2 separate regions of the Mus musculus genome follow, and region 1 is linked to region 2. The links are chromatin loops, found by intact Hi-C in ENCODE. Cell type or tissue: left cerebral cortex. All regions are shown on one strand. Links, peaks and the distances in the headings refer to the core of each region. The heading gives the core; the rest is flanking DNA. Region 1 has its middle 78 kb from the start of Gm29908. Region 2 has its middle 120 kb from the start of 8030451O07Rik.

Region 1 (8,347 bases), core at 240-8,239, 230 kb before region 2:
GATATCAAGAACCCTACATTTAATTTAAAGAGGTAAGAATTAAAGGTAGTTAGAGGTGAAACTGAGGGTCCATGTACCTTCAGTTCCTGAGTGCACTGAGAATGTATTGCTCTCAATGGCCACCGAGCTGTCACAATTGTGTATTTTTGTGTCATCTGATTGTCAAATTTGGTTCAGATTCAGTGGGGAAAGTGAGGTAAACTTCGGAAATCTCGTTCACCACCTTGGTCTCATCTGCATGTTCTTGTCAGCGCTTATAGTCGGGGTCTCCAGAGGCTTCTAGAAAGGTAAATGCGGCCTGTCTTACGGGAAGACTTGACAGTACGGTAATAGACACTCTAGAGCCTAGAGAAAACGTAAATAGAAAAGGCGAGAACGGGATAGCTGTGGCAGTTGTAGAAAAATGATGAGGTTTGAGTTTCATTCTGCAAGATACAAAGGAACCGGTTGGAGAGGCAAAAAGACACCAAGGATGGGCTGAATGGGATACAAACTGTGTTGTTCCCATATTCCCTTCCTAACCCAAAACACAAATACAGAATGCTCTATATTGGTCTCAGGAATATTTGCATTTGAGCCTTTGAAGAATCTTAATTAAACCAACATAAAGTGCTGAAATATGAATGTGGGAAACACTCGTATGAGAGTCACAATCAACATGAAAGTCTGATATCATGAGACATTCCGCTGTCAGGGCCTACATATGGGAGTGTTTATAACCATACATTCAAAATCTCTTAATAACTTCGAAACTGATTCAACTTGCCAGTGCATTATTTCTAAATTATTCTCAACAATAGGCATTTTGTCCATAAAGCAGAGACACGATCCAAGTGTAAGTGTGAATTCTTCATGCATTCTTACCTCTAGACTCTCATTCTAGTTTAGAAGATGGAACCAAGGTACTGGGTTTTTCATTGAGCTGTGTATAAATGCTGTGCTTAAAGTAACCTAAGGCATATGCTTGTTTAAAGAAAAAAAAAAAAGAACAACAACAACAACAACAAAAAAAAAGCTGAACAAATTTGAGACAATTGGTGACATGTGGCATTTTGTATATGAAAAGCTAAATCTATTTCTACCTGCAGCTTGAAAACTGTATAATAAAATTGATATTCTGCACAGTCAATTTAAAGTTAAATCTTAGAGTTAAAAGACCAATGCATCAATCCACAAAGCATACATTATTTGCACATCAATCAAGAGATCAATGAATTTTTAATAGTGTTGCCTATTTTTTTTTTTTAATTTCACCCAAACCAGTGAGGAAAACACTATTAAGCAAGAAGGCAACTTTGAATTCTAATTTTAGGACACTTTCTTTCTTATACCCTTCTAAATCCTTATTATTGGGTTATGCGAGTTATTATAGAACTCTTAATTTTAGAAGGGATGAGTTACTTAAAATCAGTTTTCTTGACCATGTTTAGCTTGTGGAATAGAAAGCACAATTCAAAACTGTTAGAGATTAGTACAAGAAAATAGTTATTTTTCCATGAATGTGAGCTCAAATTGCTAATAGAGTATGATGAATTAATTTGCACATTGTCCAAAGAGCAGAGTCATTTCTCCCCCCCCCCCATATTTAGAAGAGTTATTTGCTGTAGAAAGGCAAAGACAATAAAACTAGAAAGAAGGGGAAAGGGGCCTTGATGTGGGAGAATGGGAAGGGAGGCCTGCTCATTCTCAGGGACATTTGTGTCTATGCAGATAAGATTTATAGGCTGAAGACTGGTCCATATGTCTTCTTACTCTCTAGTAGTACAGACTTACCATTGTAGACAAGACCCTATGTAAATAGCATACGTTTTGTTGTCCCTATGCCAACCTGGAGTTTCTGATGTGCTTTTATTGGAGACTTAATCCTGGCACAGAATATTAATAGAAAGGCAGTTGTCTTGGATCCTAAGAGGAATCTTAGGACCAACAGTTCCAATGCTGGTTTCTCGTTGCCATTGTCTTGCTGTGACCTTGCTGATGACATGATCTATTAGGCATGCTGCAAAAGGAACCATGATATTGACATATGGGAGGAATATTCTCCTGGGCTGTCTGTCTCAGCACAGATTATTTACCCTTAAAGCAAAACACACATGGTCCTGGCCTTTGCCTGTTAAGCATTTACGGAATCTGGATGACAAAGGTTACACCCTGTGGGAATACATTTCTAAACTATGTAGCATGACTCTATATAGAAAACAGATGAAATATTTTATGAGGACTCAAATATATATTTCACAGAGTGGTATCTACTTAGTAATATATAGAAATCCAGGAAATCAGAATTAAAAATTTAAGAGTTCTCTTGAATGGCTCTTTCAGGTTTGTTTTGAATTAACTTGACTTTTGTGTTTTGGTTTAATATTTATTTATCTTTTATTTTGTAGATATATGTATGTATGTAAGTGGGCACACACCTGTTAAGGGCTATGTGTGAAGGTCAGAGGAAAACTCACTGGAGTTGGTTCTCTCCTACTACATGGGATCCGTGGGTCAAACTCGGGTCATTAGCCTTGGCAGCAAATGATCTTACCTCCTACTCTCATATCATTTTGCCAAATAATGTCACTGACCATAATGGCAACTACAGATGAATAAAGATACCATTAAGGATCTGGACTCAGAATTTCCACTTTCAAAGATAATTGTGGACAATCGGGAGCCTCCCATAATAATGGACAATGTATTGCAACAAAGGGAACAGAGACAGAACCTTAGCATCTATGTAATGACTGTCACAAGCAAGGGGCACCTCAGCACATAGGAAATGGAAAATTAACATTCTTTGAAGCATTTCAAGCATCCAAAAGATAGCATGGATAAAAGATTCCTTTAGCTAAGAAAACACAAGGTGAAGAAGAATAGAGTAGAATAGATGTTTGAAATTGTACAATTGTGTTCTAACTTAAAAATAGTTCTCAGGTTTTATTATTTTTTTAAAATGCCTATATATTTGAGTTTGCACACATTATTTTTTTATAAATAATTTTGAAGAGACAGATTTATTTCTATCAGTTAAATATGGGAACTAATATCTGTTTTATCTTCATATTGGATCACAGCCCATTAAGTGAAGGGAATGAATGGGGTTAATAATGGACTAGCCATGCATAGATTGGAATTCTTTGAGTATACTAAGGACGTGTATATTTCTTTTTTGTATACAGATGAATTTATTCTCTGAAAACCCATGTTCTATACTAGGCAGTTTCTAAGGAGGGTTCTAGGATTCTTTTAAAGAAACATCATGTTTTTGAGGGGGGTGGTGATATACGTTACTTATTCCTTCTCCTTGGAGGGTGGGGAATGAATTACAGAGAGCAGTGTTATCTGGTAGCAGATGAAGCCTAGCTAAACTCTAGGATGCTGGGTGGCTGGACGAAGTCTCAGAAACATAAAGGAGAAAGGAAGACATTTCATTGTAATGAAACGATAAAGTCTTAACTTACTCCTTGCTGAGTAGTTTTGCTTTTTTGTTTTTATTTGTATTTTTTTACAGTTTTGTGAAATGGACACTAAATATCTAGTTATAAAAATTTAACTAACATAACAATACACATTTGAGTATAATGGCTTTTTCAAATGAACATGAATCTCTCTCAAATCCTTCTCTCCTTTTCCTTATGCTGCTGTCCTGGTTTTAACTACAATGCTTTGATCAGCGCACAGAGAAGAGGGAACAGCATGGAAGACTGAATTTAAGGACATAATGGTGGGTCCCAAAAAACTGAAATTAATAAAAAAAATCTGCCAACAGTGGATGAATCTCATTTGGAGAAATCATAGCACAGATTCAGACCCTTCTATCTAAATTATGCACCCTCCCCTGGAAATAGTAAGGTAAGTTGGCTTTTATTTATAATGTTGAAAAAATTTATGTTAATTGACAAATAATAATAGGTACCCACTAAGTCTTCAAGTATCCATTTGGAAACATGTTGAGAGCATCCTGGCCTTTGTGAGTATCTGGCACTCCTGTAGTGTAAGAAGGTCCGTAATAAAGACATTGGCTTGATTGAAGCAGAAGGGCAGTTTAAAGGGAAGACTTCAGAAGGACAAGGTGATTTGAACTCTTAATTAGCAGATGGGTCCTTTTGAAAAAAAGCCTGAGGCACCACTGTTCTGCTCCTGAACGGAAGAGATTTCTTCCAGGATAATCTATAACTGTTGGGACTTAGAAAGCTGCCTGGATAAACTGAAGGTTATTAGCACCTATGGCAAAGAAAAGATAGTAGCTTACCCCTTTCTCTTTTATTCTTTCTCATTTATTTTCTTTTTGTAGGCAGGCACAGTGCCAATGTAGCAGATGGCCAGAGGTGCATAGTGATGACTGTGTGTAATGCAGGGATTGTAGCATGGCTTCCAGGGGCAAAGTAAGACACAGCTTTCTCGTGACTGGGAACACACACACACACACACACACACACACACACACACACACACACACACACACACACACTATTTTTAAGATTGTAGACATAGCCACTTTAGCACCTGAGGATACGTTGGAAAATTGAGATCAATACTCCCTATAAGACAGAGATCTAATGACATTCATGAGTTAAAAGACAAATTTGGTGGTTCAAGCCATATTTGGGAATGAATGTAGCAACAAATGAGCTCTGCCAAATCCCTTGGGTGGACAGTGTAAACTCTATTAGCAATTCATGGTTTGATGCTGGTGCTGTTATGTGAGTCACTGTAAACAAAAATGTACCTTTATAGAAGTAATCCCGGATAATGATATCTAAAGAACGTGCTGAATGAAAAAACGATTCTTGTGGAATGTATAAATAATGAATCTACCACGTGCCTAGAAGTTGTGTCCGAGTTCTTCACTCTTTCTGCCTGGAGCCTCCTATTATCCCACATCCTTCTGATTAAGGGTCTGATTCTGAGCTACGCTCTGGGATTTCACCTCATTTCTGCTAATCTGAAAGCCACAGGATTCAGAAAGGAGAGAAGTCGCTCTCCTATGTGTGCCTTTGGCAGTTCCACATCCAGGAGCAACACAGCATGGGTGGCAAATGTCTCCACAATGTTCTGTAGACGGCAGAAATAGCAAGCATATTTGCAGAATAGAAATCAGTACCATTTCCTGTTAAATTGCATTTACTTTCATCTCAACAGTTTGGGGGACATGCGGAGAGTTACGTTCTGGTTTAAGTTTTAAAGTGTGATTAGACAAAAACGTCAATAAATGCAAATGAGTTTTGTAGAACAAGTTTCATGTGAACCAATATATTGCTCTGCTCACAGAGACTGGGTTTAATTGAAGCTGATCTCATTATACTCTAGGGGATGTAGTCAGAGATTTGACCTGCCTTACTTTAGCACCATTACTGAATTGTGTTCTCAGTGTTAATGTTGATCATGAGTTGTGTGCATGCACATGGATAGGTTTTTATCATAATTGTTCACAAAAATGAATATAAATATACATTTCAACATTTATTGGACACACACAGAGTAATGCTTTTCATTTAAATATTATCAAATGCTAATTAAAAACTGAACAATTTTCAAATGCAAGAACCTTTCTTTTTATAGCCCATATAATGTTTTACTCTTATAATTATTTTAAAAACTATTTTCAGCTAGAGGTTATGCTTTAACTACAACACTGAACACATACAATGTGACTCTTGCCATATCATCCCGATTACATGATCTAAACAGAGTTAGTTCAAGGTGTCAGCAAGAAGCACTGGGAATCTAAGGTTTTCTGTTATAAGAGTGATAATCAAACTGAGCCAACACCATTGACTTCAGACGTAAGACATCTGGGTGAGGCAGAGATGTCATTCAACCCTTCTAGAAAGTAATCACTAAATATTCCAAATAGTCTCTTTGCCATTTGTTTTTAATGAATGAGTTTTATTTGTATCACTTTTAAGATTAAAAAGTTAGTAAATGTGCACTAACTACGCGTTTGCTTCAGTGATTGGTTGACAAAGTAATGAAAGTTAAGGTAGGATTTGTCAAGGTAACTGAAGAATCACTTTTCCCCCGGCTTAATAGGGCCCTTATTTCCCTTAGGATTTATCACTGAACAAAACCCACTGAGCAGAAGTATACATCGGAAGAGAGAAGCACATGAAAGTTATTTGTGCTGTTTTTTGCTCTTGATAAATTAATAAGAGTTATTCATTATTTATGATAGGTATTATTTTCAGGTTTTCCTTCATACAACATTTAATTATTCTTCTAATTAATAAAGTTAACTACATCTGAATAAGAAGATGATTCTTGAATGAATAAATAATAAATCTACCACATGCCTAGGGATTGCCTTTGAGTTCCTCACTCTTTCTGCCCGGAGCTTCACATTATCATGCTTCCTTCTGTTTCTGCCTCCTCAAAGGAGAGTTAACTACATCTCTACAAAAAAAATTAATTGCTTTAAGGTCTTAATGGAATTAGGATAAAATTCTCACGTGCATTTAATGATAAAACAATAGGTAAACTTAAAACAAAATTATCAAAATTTGTCCTACCATAAGTTTAAAACCAGGGAATGTTGAAAAAAAAATCTCTCAAACTATTTGCTTTGTAGGGAAACCATCACAAAAGACTATGTTAAGTTTAACAAACACATCTAGTTGTTGTGGTCTATAGATTCCCTGTACTCATTTATTAGACTTCCCTATTTTATGTTTCCATACTTCAGAATACATTTTAATTGAACAGTAAAGATGAAAGGAAAATAAGACTGATAGAGAGTGTGAACTAATACTTAGAAGCAGGAGTGACTTACTGGTTCATTCATAAATGGATCTAAGACCCTGGTGTTAGGTCAATTTTTGTATTATTGACCCAGGCCCAGTGACTCCTAAGAGATAGGGTTCATGCATACTTGGAAATCAAGCACATTATCTCTGTTTGAAGGCAATAATTACTGTGATAAAGGAAGGGTGACCTTAGTTTGAACAAATGGAGGTTTTTTGTTAAGTAAGCAGTTTACAACAGCAAACAGCTTTACAATTGTCACACCTTGCAAAATAGTGAATTGAGATCATTATTTCTCTGGAAATACAAAATATCAAGGATTATTATGCACAAGTTCTAGTATTTTAATTAAACAAAAGTCTCCTACAACATATGATCAAAAAGAATGAACAGAGATGGACACACAGACAAAATTTGCATATATACCTGAAAGTTATATCTTTAAAATTAAAACTGAGAGTCAGGTTTCCTTTGTTGTTAAGGCAAATTATTTATTGGATTTTATCTAAGGCATTCTAGATTAGATTAATAAAATTAAAATGAAGGTCATGAATCATTTTAATTTAGGAAACATTTTAATTTGTCACAGACTCACAATAATAGCTGGAGAGGTAAAATGACCAACAATGAGGGGTCGAAGCCTTAATGCTTCTCAAAAAAAGAGTACTGCCTACTTTGCTAGCAAACTTGAAACATTCAGTGAAGATCCGAAAACAAAAATTTCCATTTCTGCTTGCTGTTCGTTGGAATTCTGATGTGCTGGTGAGGAGCAGGTCTTGGGTTTAAAACCATGTCAAGAATGAATCATTGGAAAAAAAGGGTAACAGGAAAACCAATTGAAGAGGAATTTGAAGGAACGTAGGAGCTAGAGGGGATGGAAGATACCAGGAGAGCAAGACCCTGTAAATCAATGGCACAAAACTCACAGGGACTCACAGAGACTGAAGCATCAAGGGCACCGGATCCTCTGTGTGTATATAGCTTTGGCTTAGTATTTTTATGAGACTCCTTAGTAGGTGTATGAGTGGGTCTCTGATTATTATGACTTCTCTTGAAACTCTTTTCCTTCTGTTGGCTTGCCTTATTCAACTCCAAGGTGACGATTGTTCTTTTATCTTACTATATTTTATTGGGTTATATTTTGTTGTTTTCTCTTAGAGGCCTGTTCTTTTCTAATGAGAGCGAGAAAGGGAGTGGATCCAGAGGGGAGGGGAGGTGGGAGAGGAACTGGGAAGAGTAGAGGGATGTGTATTGTAAGAGGAAAGAATCTCTTTTTAATTAAGGTGGGGGGGAGAGTTAAAAAAGAACGAAAAGGAGAGTCAAAGGCATGTAGAAGAACTTATATTTTTGTGTAAAATTGGGTTACTTCCTGAAATACATGATGACATAAAAATGGCTGATAATTTATTTTGCCAAATTGTTATTTGTATATAAATATAAGCCCAATGTTCAGTGCATACTAGAGTGAAGCATATACATAGTTATGATGCTTTGTACGTTGTCTTTGTTCTTTAACAAAAGAGTATCCTCTGGTTAGTTTCCATTTTATGGATGCAGTTACATTACTATCAGTGAGTACTTAGCATGCACTTGTCAAACTGTTCTTCAGCTCTCTACA
Region 2 (8,347 bases), core at 280-8,279:
AGTCAGCGTCTTAGACTAGATTCATCTTCCAGCATCTCTTAATAGAAACTGAATCCCATATCAACATGCTATATTGGCATAACGGTGAAGCAGCAAATGAATCACTCAATTAATTCCCTGATAAATATTAACAAAGTCATGCATTACTGCTACAGTGTCTAAAGTCAGACTATGCCTTTCCATTTTCCTCCTTGGGTCTCCTTTAAAAAGTGGTTTCATTTTAGAGAATAAACACAATGAGAGGTGCTCTATAGTCCTGGATTAACAAAAAAGAAAACCATCATTCTTTTTCATTTGTTTTCCAAGCTGAAAAACAAAAGAACCATATTTGACTTCTTAGCTTGACTGATTGTGGTTGCTTCTAAAATAGTTCTTATTTGTAACTTACATTCATGGTTCTATTGACCTGGTTTTAAGAATCTAAGAATCATGGTTTGTATGTATTTTATATTTCTTATTCACTCTTTGTAAATAAAATAAAGAGTGCCAGATTTCACCCTTTGCTTAACTTTTCCCTGCCAACTATGAAATCAGCTACGCATGTCTTGACCATTCAATGTATAATATAGAAGCTACAGGTTTTACTAATATTGGTATGTCTGGAATTATGAAAAAAATCCAAGAGAGAAAGAGAATTAGAGTTTCCTGTACAATGGACCACTGATGGAAAGACCTCACAGTGATAGGGAGAGAGATTTAGATTGTGGCAGGAAGGACTCCAATGCTTATCTAAACATGAGCTTGATAGACTGTAGTAGAATTGTATGGAGGGTCTCAGAGGAAGCTTCTCTGAAATTGATGATGATACTGGAGCTACACATAAAGGAAGAAGGGAATTCAATCCCCAGATTTCAAACTGAAAGAAAATCTAAAGCAGGTGAAATCATAGAATAGTTTTTGCAATTAAATTATGTGTTAGTGGCATTTAGCACAATAGTATGAACAGTGTGAGAGATTTTAGTATGTGTGTGCTGAAAATGTCTTAGATGGCATTCTAATGAACTTTATGCTTTAGTAAAGTTTACTGAGTATACCTTTTAAAAGGGATTTTAGGCAGGTATGTTGGTGAGACTTTATGGATGGAACTGCTAACATTCCTGGTAGCCACAATGTCCCCAAAAACAAACAGGAAAGCAAACATACAAAACAACAACAACAACAACAACAACAACAACAACAACAAAAACAAAACAAATGAAACAAGAAAAAAAAAACACAAACAAAACAAAACCCAAAACCCAACCCGTGTTGGTTTGTAGATGCTTGGCCCAGGGAGTGGCACTATTAGGAAATGTGGCCTTGTTGGAGTAGATATATCACTGTGGGTATGGGCTTTAACATCCTCACCCTAGCTGCCTGGAAGCCAGACTTAGCTAGCAGCCTTCAGATGAAGGTGTAGAACTCTCAATTCCTCCTGTACCATGCCTGCCTAGATGATGTCATGTTCCTGCCTTGATGATAATGGACTGAACTTCTGAACCTGTAAGTCAGCTCCAATTAAAGGTTGTCCTTATAAAAGTTGCCTTGGAGGACCAGCAGTCTCAATTAATCTGGACCCCTGAGATCTCTCAAACACTGGACCACCAAACAGGCAGCATATACCAGCTGATATGAGGCCCCAAACACACATACAGCAGAGGACTTCTGCATCTGTGTTTATTCAGAGAAGATGTAACTAACCCTTAAGAGACTGGAGGCTCCAGGGAGTTTAGAAGTCTGGTGGGGTGGGGGTGGAGATGTGGGATGTGGACCAGATGAAGGGTAGATGTGTGTGGGGGGATGGAATATGGAATGTAAAAAAAAAAAAAAAAAAAAAAAAAAAGAGTTGCCTTGGTTACGTGTCTGTTCACAGCAGTAAAACCCTAACTAAGACACAACCCAAACCAAACCAAAAGAAAACAAACAAACAAACAAAGAAACAAACAAAAACAAAAACCAAACCAAAACCCCACAAAATACTGTTCTATTCTCCTGGATTTACAATATTTCCTACTTCTTTTCTTCTTCTTTCTTTTCACAAGTGTGAGTGTGTGAGTATATGTGTGTGTGTGTGATATTAAGTAATGAAAAAGGAAGCCATGAATTTAATGAGAGAAGGGAGGGCTGTATGAGATTGGATTGGGTGAAGAAAGAGAAGGGGAAAACAATATAATTATCTTACACCTTCAAAACATAAAATAGTTTATTTTCACGCTTACATGTTCCCTACATGTGTGTGTATGTTTGGGAAACCTCACAGGCCAGAAGATCCCTGGGGCTGGTACACAGGTGACCTGAGATGTATACAGTCCTCTCATGCGATGTAGACTCTGTGTTCTCTCACTGACTATGAAGTTTGGCGGCAAGAGCCTTTGCACGCTGAGCCATCACCCTTGTTAATGTATGGTAATTGTGACACACTCTTCTGTCAAGCCTTTGACACCTTGGTGGAAATTCTAGGTTTAGTCTGAAGTGTACAGCATCTAGTGACATGCTATATAATAATTCAAATTAATGTATCTCATTTGCTACCCTTCATTAGTCCACATAAAGACATTGCCTGACTGTCATCAAATAGTTCATGTTTCTTTTTATGCAGCTGATTATGAATCTTTATTTGGAAGAAGTGAAATGTGTCTTCACTCATAATACAGATTTCTAGGTGTATAACTTTATAATAAAGTAAAACTAACTTCCTCTTTAAATGCGATTAAGATTGAGCCATGTAAAATGGCACAGGAAAATAGTCAGATTGTACTGTAAAGGTTCTTATAGTTAACCTAGAATAGTTTACCCCAAAAAGACATAAAGTGAAAATTTTGTGCATTCAGACCTATTTGGGAATCAAAATTTCAATTCTGGGATCAACAGCAAAAATGAAGAAGAGCTTTCTGTCCATTGAGTTATGGAAGCTGGGTAGACAGGGATCTGAAGGGGTTTGCAGCCCCACAGGAGGAACAATATGAGCTAACCAGACCCCCCAGAGCTCCCTGGGACTAAACCACCAACCATAGAGCACACATGGAGGGACTCATGGTTCCAGCTGCATATGTAGCTGAGGATGGCCTAGTTGGTCATCAATGGGAGGAGAGGCCCTTTGTCCTGTGAAGGCCCAATGCCCCAGTGTAGGGGAATGCTAGGGCCAGGAAGCAGGAGTGGGTGGGTTGGTGAGCAGGGGGAGGGGGAGGGAATAGGAGTTTTCAGAGGGGGAACCAGGAAAGGGGATAACATTTGAAATGTAAATAAAGAAAATATCTAATAAAAAAAGAAAGATGGGTAGAGATGAACTCTTTTCGGTTTAACTCTGAGCTTTATGTTTTCTGGACATACTGTAAAGGAGGGAGAACAATGTCAGCCTAGAAAATAAAACATGTCTGTAGTGCTTGGTCTATTTTATTGTGGCCTGCAAACAAAAACAAATGCATATTAATAAGTCTTTGAATAATTTGAGAGTTTATTGTTTAAGTTTTTCTTAATTAAAAAAAATAAATTATTCTTTTAAACAAATCTCTGCCTAGAAAGTTTTTAAAAGGCAGGTGAGTGCCATCTAGTGGCCAAGACAGTAGACAGATTATGCTAAATTTAGAAGGTGCTTGAATTTGATACAAGCTGCTATCCTAAATATGTTTGAGTGTGTTTGTTTGTATGTGTGTGTGCACACAAAGGCACAGATATTCAAAGGTAAAATTTTAAAGAAATATGTTATATTTCAATAATGAGATAAACATATAGTAATTTTTATTAAATTAAAATTGAACACTGAACGGCAATTTCAAATACCTCACACATAGATAACATATCAAAGACAGAAGTAGGTAGCTTTTAAATATATACAAGGGTCCAGATGGAGAAAACACCATACAAAGGGCCCGAAAGATGAGATAAGCATGCTTTTAGTGTCATAATGTGGCTAATAAGGTTATGAATAGTAGTTTGGAGTGCAAAATAAACATCTATTCTTTTTTGCCTTATGGAGAAATTAGGTTAAAACAGGGTAAAATCTTAGAACATAACTTTTGAGCCAGAGAAGTGGGCAGGTGTCTGGGCAGAGCACCTGAGACTTAATGGCCGTTTCTGAAAGTCTACGTGATTTCTCTCCCTGTAGATTCTGAATAATGTGACCAAGTTTATCCTCATAGTAGATGAATCGTCCTACCTTGAGAGAAAAGATAGGGTCTAGATACATGAAGGGTCCTTTCAGGTTTTAATTGTAATAAAAACCCATGGCACTCCCTCGTCTTCTTGGCTTTCTAGTGATGTGTCTGTTTGACCCAAGCTGAAATTCTGCCTTTTGTTACTTCATTTCCCAAGACTCTAATTAACTCTAGAAAATATCTCTCTTGGGAAAATATCGAGCAGAAAGTTTAGTTTAACTAACAGTGCTGTGATATAAAAATCTCTACAGGAGCCTTTTCTGACCTGTTCCGGGGACTGTACCAAGTTGAACACTGGAAGGCTACAAAAAGCTCCTCACAGCTGGGAAGAGTAGGGAGAAACCCATCGCTGCAGGCCCAATTGCTCTTCGGGAATTCAAAAGAACCCAAAATACTCTTCCTGTCTGAAAATGCTATACTTTCCAGCTAGAGTCTGGGACGGAAAAGGGCACATGAGGTTGATTTATCAGTGATGTAATTTTCTCTCCCTGATGAGGAGAGCTTTTATGTGTTCTAAACGAGCTATCAGAAAAGGAATAAGCCATTCCTTTTCTCAACCATTCACAGGAAACAGGACGGCCCTTGAGACCCAGAGAAGACCAATCACACAGCCTCCTTGCTCGGGCAGCTGGGATTTCTATCTTTTCCTACATACATCTTAAAGCCACTTTCTTGTTAGCTACATTATTTCTTATCTCTTCAACTTGATCACGAAGCATGAAGGGAGAAGGAAATACACGGAAGTATGATAAGCATCCATCTGACTTAGCTATTTTTAATTTTGTGATTGATGATATTCGGGATTTTATGACATCCAAGGAAGCTATTTTTTATATAGAATGTCATCGGATTAACATTTTGATTTTAAAAACAAATGGGGATTGTGTGGCTGCCTGTGCTCAACAAACTCTTTGTAAAGATTCAGTTCTATTGATTTACAGGTATCAAGCTTACATGCATATGTATGTTCAGAAAAATACAGGGAAACATCTGTGAACACACAATGCTTTGGTACACATATGTGACTAGTCATGCAAATATAAACAACTTTACACCTGGATGTACAGACATATTTTTCTTTATGTAATTATATTCTTATTTATAAGCTGAAAGACTTGATATAAAACTGATGACAGTAACTATACAGTCATTAGTATAATCAATCATTTTCAAGAAGTAATTAGTGTACTTTAAACTATGGTCCGATGGAACCTGAAGGCCACCTCCTGTAGCCAGGCCAGAGCCCTAGTGGAGCAATAGAGATGCCAACCCACTCACAAAACTTTCAGCACCAACTTTATCCTGTCTACAAGAAGTGCAGGCACAGGGGATGAAACAAAGACTGAGGGAATGGCAAACCAATAACTGGCCCAAATTGAGACCCATCCATGGACAAGCACCAATCCCTGACACTATTAATGATATTCTGCTATTCTTGCAGACAGAAGCATGTTGTCTTCTGAGACGCTCCACCCAGCAGCTGACTCAGACAGTTACAGACACCCACAGCCAAACAGTGGGTAGAGCCTGTGGACTTTTATGGAAATATACAAGGCCACAGAGGGGATCAGAACTTCAAAGAAAGACCAACAGAATCAACTAACCTGGACCCTTGGGGGCTCTCAGAGTATGAGCCACCAACCAAAGAATATACATGGGCTGGGCCTAGGCCTCTCTTCACATATGTAGTAGATATGCAGCTTGGTTTTCATGTGGATCCTGTACAACTGGAACAGGGCTATCCCAAAAGCTGTTCTTCTATCTGGGCTGCCTTGTATGGACTCAGTGGGAGAGGGAGAGCCTAGATTCACAGATATTTGAAGTGTCAAGATTGGGGGTATCCAGGAGAGCCCCAACCTGTTCAGAGGAGAAGGGGAGGGGAGATAGGGGAAAGATTGTGGGAGGGAGTGACTGGGAGAAAATTAATAAGTAAAAAATTATTATTATTATTATTATTATTATTATTATTATTATTATTATTATTAAACACTATGGTCCAAATTCTGAAAAACTAGAATAAAATTAAACAATAAAGCTATATTTATCTTAGACATGGAGACTACTAAATTCTCAAAGACAGAAGGGATTAACTTTTTTTGTTAATTGTGAATTTTATTGTAATTTAACTACATATTCCCTACATTTTAGTAATTATCCAGTCATTTTGATTTCATTAACATCTTTAACCTGGCTCTGAACATGGGCCAGCACATGACTTCAGTGTTAGCTGCATGTCCTGCTCGTAATAACTGGGCTTTGCAACACTTTCTAAGTACACTGAAATCTCGGTTCCACCCTCCCTCTGACACAGGTTCATGAGATGTTTAATGTTATGGAGAAAGAAAACATTATGTGAAACTGTCCCCAAAGTCTATCAAGTTGCCTGCATGCTACTACTATCTCTTCTGTCCATCATATTAAAACACAACCCTCTTTCTCCCTGGACTTCTGTCCTGGGCTATATTTACCGCAGACTTTTGTACCTGACAGTTCCAGTCCTTCTTGTCACACACTCCGGTTACGTCTACCTATTTTTTACTGCCTTTTGGGGTCAAACCATACTCTAGTTCTTAATTTGACTGCTAACCAAACATCTGGAAGCAGTATATTTAATTTCTTTAACCTTGCTTTCTTCACCTGTATAAGGGGAATAACAGCAGGTACCTCATCAGATCAGAATGATGAATGAATTAGAATAATCACTAATGTAAAACGGCAGGATGAAGTCACTGGATAATACTATGCTGCTATTTTATCTCTAATTGGTCTTCAAATAAGGTTGTTCCCTCGTGGGAAGACAGAAATTTCTCTTAAGATAAACATTCGCTTTTCAGTTGTAAACTTAATCTGCTTGTCTCTCCTGGGATGGCACGACTTATGACAGTTGTTATCTCTTCTTCTTTGAACTGCCATCCTGGTTGCTCTTCTACTGCCTTTCCAATTAACCACGTCACAGTAACTTCTCAGAAGACGCTAATGTCATCTTCCTGTGGGAAGACTCATCTCAGTCGCCTTACTATTTATGTTTGTGTGTGCATGTTCATGTGTGTGTGTGTAGGTAAAACATACCACAACACAATGCAGGTTTGGCACAAGGGTCTCTCTTGTATACCCCTTCACACACCAGACTAGCTGACTCTAGAGATTCCTATATGAGTGCTAGGTTTAAAGATGTGTGTGTGTGTGTGTGTGTGTGTGTGTGTGTGTGTGTGTGTGTGTGTGTGTGTGTGTGTGTTTGTGTGTGTGTGTGTGAGTGTGTGTGTGTGTGTGTGTGTGTGTGTGTGTGTGTGTGTGTGTGTTCTAGGGATCTGAACTCAGGGAGCCAGGCTGCCAAGTCACTTGCTTTATCCACTGAGCAATCTCCCAAGCCCTGTAGTTGCAGTCTTGATGTAACTTAGCATTCTCTACTAATACATCTGTCCTCTCCTCTTGGCAACATCGAGGCCCACTCCATATGGCACTTAGCACAAGTGCTACCTACCCCTAAATCTGTGCTCTCTGGCTTAACTAGCAAAACATTAACCAAAACTTAAGCATGCAGGTCAGAGCTGCCCTGAAGCCCTCCAGACACCGCTGGAGTCTTGAATTCCATCTAGACCATTCCATCCGGAATAGATTCCTGGGAAGAAAGTAAACTTACACTAGTCACTAGAGAATTCTCTGTCTTTAAGATAGCCTAGAAATGGAGGCAAGCCCTTAAGTTCATATTATGTAGCTCATTGCTAGAGCAGTTGGTCAGCAGTTGGAAATACTATTCAAATTATACTATTTCGCAAAGTTTAAAATTTGCCCCTCATCATCATAAATTATAGCTCCATGTGGTGATTATTTAGTCTACATTTCTTGTTAAACTTCCAAATTATGTCACTTCATCCATTTACAGGAATTATGTGATTAGCCATAATTATCTGAAATAGTTGGACACAATTTAAAAAAAAATCTTACACCCAGGAAAGCAATTGAAATGTATAGCATGCAAACTTTTATTTTTGGCTCACTGACTTATTTCTCTATCACAAGGATATAAAAGTTGGCTCAGTTTGAATGGAATAGGAATTATCTAATTTTTAGGAGATACCTGTTATAGGGGCCACCCACAGCATTTTCCTTCTGACATTAGGCCCGCTTTGAGATAATTCTTGCAGTGAGAGTCCCTTGAAGCTTAAAACCAGCAGCAATGACGGTGGTGATGCTGTGTCTGGTATTTTTACTGC

The links. Peaks named below come from ENCODE experiments on the same cell type or tissue, not always from the same donor. Only the 100,000 strongest peaks of a DNase experiment are listed, where the experiment ranks them.
Region 1: it touches region 2 in a loop (3-fold over the local background); 4 of 42 quality-filtered maps call a loop at or near these places.

The regions. Positions count from the first base shown.
Region 1 is chr16:72,581,286-72,589,632 of GRCm38, reverse strand. It overlaps a transcript of Robo1 not described here. Among named protein-coding and RNA genes, the nearest start is that of Gm29908, 78 kb to the left of the region's middle. In left cerebral cortex, for the core only: no CTCF peak of the experiment used is centred there; a DNase peak (open chromatin) is centred at 4,309.
Region 2 is chr16:72,351,919-72,360,265 of GRCm38, reverse strand. It overlaps a transcript of Robo1 not described here. Among named protein-coding and RNA genes, the nearest start is that of 8030451O07Rik, 120 kb to the right of the region's middle. In left cerebral cortex, for the core only: a CTCF peak has its summit at 3,526 (motif pointing left); DNase peaks (open chromatin) are centred at 3,530 and 4,498.